Regions from separate parts of the Homo sapiens genome. Here region 2 is linked to region 1. Evidence: read pairs that join two places in POLR2A ChIA-PET (ENCODE). Cell type or tissue: Panc1. All regions are shown on one strand. Links, peaks and the distances in the headings refer to the core of each region. The heading gives the core; the rest is flanking DNA.

What was found. ChIA-PET counts read pairs that join two places held together with the same protein. Peaks named below come from ENCODE experiments on the same cell type or tissue, not always from the same donor. Only the 100,000 strongest peaks of a DNase experiment are listed, where the experiment ranks them.
Region 2: POLR2A ChIA-PET joins it to region 1 with 8 read pairs; 2 of 35 experiments call an interaction of 5 or more read pairs at or near these places.

The regions. Positions count from the first base shown.
Region 1 is chr15:59,609,494-59,612,396 of GRCh38, forward strand. It overlaps GCNT3 (glucosaminyl (N-acetyl) transferase 3, mucin type), which reads left to right and starts at 2,290. Exons shown (of 3, transcript NM_004751.3): 1 at 2,290-2,488. In Panc1, for the core only: no CTCF peak of the experiment used is centred there; no DNase peak of the experiment used is centred there.
Region 2 is chr15:59,305,418-59,308,320 of GRCh38, forward strand. The region is part of intron 1 of MYO1E (myosin IE); the gene reads right to left. Among named protein-coding and RNA genes, the nearest start is that of MYO1E, 66 kb to the right of the region's middle. In Panc1, for the core only: no CTCF peak of the experiment used is centred there; no DNase peak of the experiment used is centred there; H3K27ac peaks cover 1,799 bases.

The sequences.
Region 1 (2,903 bases), core at 189-2,688:
CTATAGCCTGGAAATACCCCCCTACCATCCCCCACCCCCTTTGAGTTGTCCCGTCTTTCTGGACCAAACCAATTATTTCTTAAATGTATTTGATTGATGTCTCATGCCTCTCTAAAATGTATAAAATCAAGCTGTGCCCCAACCACCTTGGGTACATGTTCTCTGGACCTCCTGAGGGCTGTGTCACGGGCCATGGTTGCTCATATTTGGCTCAGAATAAATCTCTTCAAATATTTTACAGAGTTTGACTCTTTGCTTCGACACTACCGTCTGCAAGTTCTTGTGCTAGCCGCTGTGGGAAAGACACAGCTGAGTCAGACATGATCCCTGCCCTCAAGGAGCTTGTGACACCACAGTGAAGACAAGTCTATTTTGGTGAGTTTGTGGAGACAGGAGATAGAACAAGCATGGCCGTGGCTGCCCTTTGCTTCCGTGGTGCTGAGCAGCAGCAGGGGCAGCTGTGAGCAGGCAGCTGGTCTTGGCAGGAAGCAGAGCACCACCCAAAGACTGGAGTGAGGAAATAAGGCCGCCTTTACAATTTGGCAAATGACTGGCCTTGGGAATGTGAGTAGAGAGAGAGTAGCAAATTAAGATTATCTCACCTGAGAAGATTCAGAAGTTTCCTCTGCATTTTGTGAATAAGCAGTGTGGGCCTGCCTGCCTGCCTGCCTGCCTGCCTGCCTGCCTGCCTGCCTGCCTGCCTGCCTTCCTTCCTTCCTTCCTTCCTTCCTTCCTTCCTTCCTTCCTTCCTTCCTTCCTTCCTTCCCTCCCTCCCTCCCTCCTTCCTTCACTCCTTCCTTCCTTCCTGTGAATAAGCAGTGTGGGGCTTGCTTGCTTGCTTTGAGTAAGTAGTGTGGGCTTTCTTTCTTTCCTTCTTTCTCTTTCTTTTTCTCTTTCTCTCTCCCTCCTCCCTCCCTCCTCCCTCCCTCCTCCCTCCCTCCTTCATTCCCTCCATCCATCCCTCCCTCCTTCCTTCCCTCCCTCCTTCCTTCCCTCCCTCCTTCCTTCTCTCCCTCCCTCCTTCCGTCCCTCCTTCCTTCCCTCCTTCCTTCCCTCCTTCCTTCCCTCCTTCCTTCCCTCCCTCCTTCCCTCCCTCCTTCCCTCCCTCCTTCCTTCCCTCCCTCCATCCCTCCCTCCTTCCCTCTCTCCATCCCTCCCTCCTTCCTTCCTTCCCTCCCTCTTTCCTTCCCTCCTTCCCTCTTTCCCTCCTTCCTTCCTTCCCTCTCTCCCTCCTTCTTTCCTTCCCTCTCTCCCTCCTTCCCTCCTTACCTCCCTCCTTCCTTCCTTTCCTCCTTTCTTTTCTTCCTTTTCTCTTCTTCTCTTTCTCTCTCCCCCTCCCTCCTTCCCTCCCCCTCCCTCCTTCCCTCCCCCTTCCTCCTTCCCTCCCCTTCTCTCCCTCCCCCTCCCCTCTGCCTCCCCCTCCCCTCTGCCTCCCCCTCCCCTCTGCCTCCCCCTCCCCCTCCCCCTCCCCTCCCCTCCCCCTCCCCTCCCCCTCCCCTCCCCTCCCCCTCCCCTCCCCCTCCCCTCCCCCTCCCCTCCCCCTCCCCCTCCCCTCACCCTCCCCCTCCCCTCGCCCTCCCCCTCCCCTCGCCCTCCCCCTCCCCTTCTCCTCCCCCTCCCCTTCTCCTCCCCCTCCCCTTCTCCTCCCCCTCCCCTTCTCCTCCCCCTCCCCTTCTCCTCCCCTCCCCCTCCCCTCCCCTCCCCCTTTCTTCTTTCCCTCCCCTCCCCCTTTCTTCTTTCCCTCCCCTTCCCCTTTCCTCTTTCCCTCCCCTTCCCCTTTCCTCTTTCCTTCCTTTCTTTTCTCTCCTCTCTCTTTCTCTTTCTCTCTCTCTCTCTTTCTTTTCCTCTTTAATCTCTTTTCTCTTTTCTTCTTTAATCTCTTTTCTCTTCCACTCCAGGCCATGTGAAGTGCATCCAGGAGGGCTGTCTAGAGCAAGGGGGAACTTTGAGTGCAGAGAGGATGTGGAGCTCTAAGGAGGAACCTACAGGCTGTCCCTGTCTTTCAGCAAATTGCATCCAGTCTGAGCTTCACTTTGCAACCCTGATTAGAAACCAGTTTGATCACACTGGGTCTTTCAACCGTTTGTCTGTGGCTAGAGTTCATAACTTCATCTTTGTTAAGAGCCCACTACCTAGAACATTTATTTAATGTTAGAGCTCAAAACACCCTACCTCCCCTCTCCTCATCTTCTTTAGTGCCTTCAGTCTTTTTCAAACCCTAGCTCCAGCCTAATAAGTAACACATTAACTGGGTTTTCCTATTTATCTATCCTCTCGCATTACTTCTCTGAGTCAGAGCCTCTTCTCTCTAAGTCACGGGAACTGCCCTTGCTACTTGTGACCTGCCCTTTACTCAGCAGTTTTTGTTCTGGGAAGCCCTGGGATTCTGCTAATACCTATCACTGTAGGTGCTGAAGGGAAACAGATGAAGAACATGACCTCAAGGAGCTTCCTGTCAATGAGAAGACCAAGCTGACGCCTGGCAAAGGTAAATGCCACCATAACAAATTAAGTAAAAGTGTGCATTAGCTAATTTGTAAATTCAGCTTAAGATGAATCCTGCTTCTTGGGCCCTTCTCTGACGCTGGTGTTGGGACTGTAGGATTCCTCGAGCCTCCGTCAAGGTTAACATCAAATCCCACTGGCTTCTCTCAGCACCACCTTGATGACCCTAGCTTAGTTTCTCTGTTTCCCATGACTGGAACTCTTAGACCTTTCCACAAACATACAAGGATTTATAATTCAAAGCTCAAGCGATGAAGTTGAAGCTTTTGGCCCATAGGAAGCCTGAACTAGTGATTAGGAGAAAAAGATTGAGGAGTCTGAGTGGGAAGAGTTAGCTATTTGAAAGACAGCATTATAGTAGTAGTCATTGTAGGAAAACTCAGGACTGGGTTGGACTT
Region 2 (2,903 bases), core at 110-2,609, 300 kb before region 1:
CTCCTGAGCTCAAGTGATCCGCCCACCTCAGCCTCCCAAAGTGCTAGGATTACAGCCATGAGCCACCACGCCCAGCCTATTCCACAGTAACTTAAATGAAACTTCTACTTAGAGAAACGAAAAATACAGCCAGTATTAAACTGCCCCTTGAACTCCCCAGCAGATGAGATAAACCCTGAGTCACAACTTTCTTGCCTGACTTGTCTCTTCCTCTATTCAGATTTCCTCCCATCTGAACAACTGGCTCATGGACAGACAGAGGCTGACCTGTGGCAGCAATTGTGAGCTGTGCTTCCTTTCCTTGAGTTATAAAATCTCGGGCTTTTTATTGGACACACAGTTACCCAGAATAAAAAATTCATTCCCAGCCTACCATGTAGTTTAGATGTGGCCGTGTGACATAAGTGGAAGGGGTGTATTCAAGTTCTAGGACATTCAAAATTAGGAGGTCTTGATCAGAGCTTCACTGGGGGCCCATAAGGATGAGGACAGACCAAGGCCATACCCTAAGGATGGCAGAGCAGGAAAACCAGACAACTGCAGAGCTACACAGCAGCCTTGAACTCCCTCCATCCAGAATGTTAAGTGGGAGAGAAATAAACACATGCCACAGTAACAACCAATAAAACTCCCTCGTAATTACAGCTGCATATTCTCAGGTGGGCATTTTTCTATTTAAATGCGATAAAATTAAATTCAACCCCAGAAGTTTTTCTATGGCACCAGGTTTACACAAATCATTTGCAATTAAATCCCTTTGCAATATGTTAGTGCTCACTTCTCAGAATCCAAAATAAGGGAAAAAATCTGTTGTAGATTATTACATGTACATTATTATAGATTACCTGATTGTATATTTCTGTGCTCACTAATTGTTTTATGAGTATATTTATGGTCTTTTCCATTACATAGAATATTTCTAGTTTTCACCTTTTTGTCTTACTCTTTCTTTCTCAATAGCCTAGGGCACATTAATGAAAGCATAAAAGATACTGAACGAATATATGTTTTAATGAGCATTTAAAGACTCTATAATGTAATCATATTTTAACATTTCTCCTTCATTCACTCACTCCTCATCCTCGTCTGAGATACTCAGGTTGTGGATGGAGGAAAATATATGCCTCAGCTAAATGGCAAATTGCCATGGGGTTGCTCCACAGGTTGGCAAAACCTCAAATGCTAAATTTGTGAGTGCCAAGGATTTAAATATATAAAATGCCTTTATTTGTGAAAGGTCTCAAAGGACTTTGCTCATTGTTGATTCATCATATCCCTTAGGTTTGCAAAACCATTTGCAATTTACAAAGTACTTTCACACTCATCATCTCAGTCCTTGGAGTCAGGCTGGATATTAGGGACTGACACGTTATCAACAAGGAGCCAAGATGGTGAGGCACGCCTGGTGCTCATGCTCATGAGTTGCTCATGATGTCATTCATCTCAAAAACCTGGTGTGTGAATGGCCCTTTGGGTTATTTTCCTGGTCTCCCTGTTATGAGCAGCGTTGCAGCAAGCGTTCTCATTCCTGTATCTTTGCAGCCTTGAGCTAATACTTCTGTGGGATGGACTTCAAAGTGGAACCGCTGGTCAGAGACTTGAGAACGGGATGCAAGCATATAGAAAGAGGCACTGGGAAAGTCTTCCTGGCAGGAAAATGAAGGAGAGCACCAAAGCATGAAGTACAGGAGGCAGGCCTAACGAGATCATCATTTCCAGCTTTTATTTAACTGAAAATGTAGGCTATTGCTTCCCAGCTTCAGAGTGAAACTAAGTCCAAGGGGACATCACCCAGGGAGCTGCTGGTATGGCCTGGGCATTGGAACTCTCCGGGCATCTCCAGTGGCACATGAGCATAGGCTACCTCACCAGATCCCTCAGCAGCTGCACCAACACCCTGGGCCCGGGGAGGATGAGGTTCCGCACAGTCGTTTTCTATTGGAAGGAGAACACGCAGGAGCTTTGGCTTACAGACAACAGCAGCTGGGCAGCTGGGGCTGGCCACCATGGGAAAGGGACAGAGCAAGAACCAGATTCTGTCAACTTTAATCTACGTTAATCCTGCTTATAATTCTGACATTTCCTTCCCACCTTCACTCTCAGGGTTTGCTTCATAGACTCTAAGACCCCTAATCTAGCTATTTGGGTGAGTATATTATTTGTAAATGATTCCAATGAGTTTAGTTTTTGTTTTTGGTTTTGGTTTTTTTAAGACGGAGTTTCGCTCTTGTTGCCCAGGCTGGAGTGCAACGGCGCGATCTTGGCTCACGGCAACCTCTGCCTCCAGGGTTCAAGCCATTCTCCTGTCTCAGCCTCCCGAGTAGCTGGGATTATAGGCATGCACCACTATGGCCGGCTAACTTTCTATCTTTAGTAGAGGTGGGGTTTCTCCATGTTGGTCAGGCTGGTCTTGAACTCCTGACCTCAGGCGATCCACCCGCCTCAGCCTCCCAAAGTGCTGGGATTACAGGCGTGAGCCACCACGCCTGGCTCCAGTGAGTTTAAAACAAATCCTTGGGGCTGGCGCGGTGGCTCACGCCTGTAATCCCAGCACTTGGGGAGGCCAAGGTGAGCGGATCACTTGAGGTCAGGAGTTCAAGGCCATCCTGGCCAACATGGTGAAACCCTGTCTCTATTAAAAAACAAAAAACAAAAATTAGCCGGATGTGGTGGCATGCATCTGTAGTCCCAGCTACTCGGGAGGCTGAGGCATGAGAATCACCTGAACCCAGGAGGCAGAGGTTGCAGTAAGCCAAGATCATGCCACTGCACTCCAGCTTGGGTGACAGAGTGAGACTCTGTCTCAAAAAAAAAAAAAAAAAAAAAAAAAAAAATAGGCTGGGCATGGTGGCTCACACCTGTAATCCCAGCACTTTGGGAGGCTGAGGGGGGCAGATCGCCTG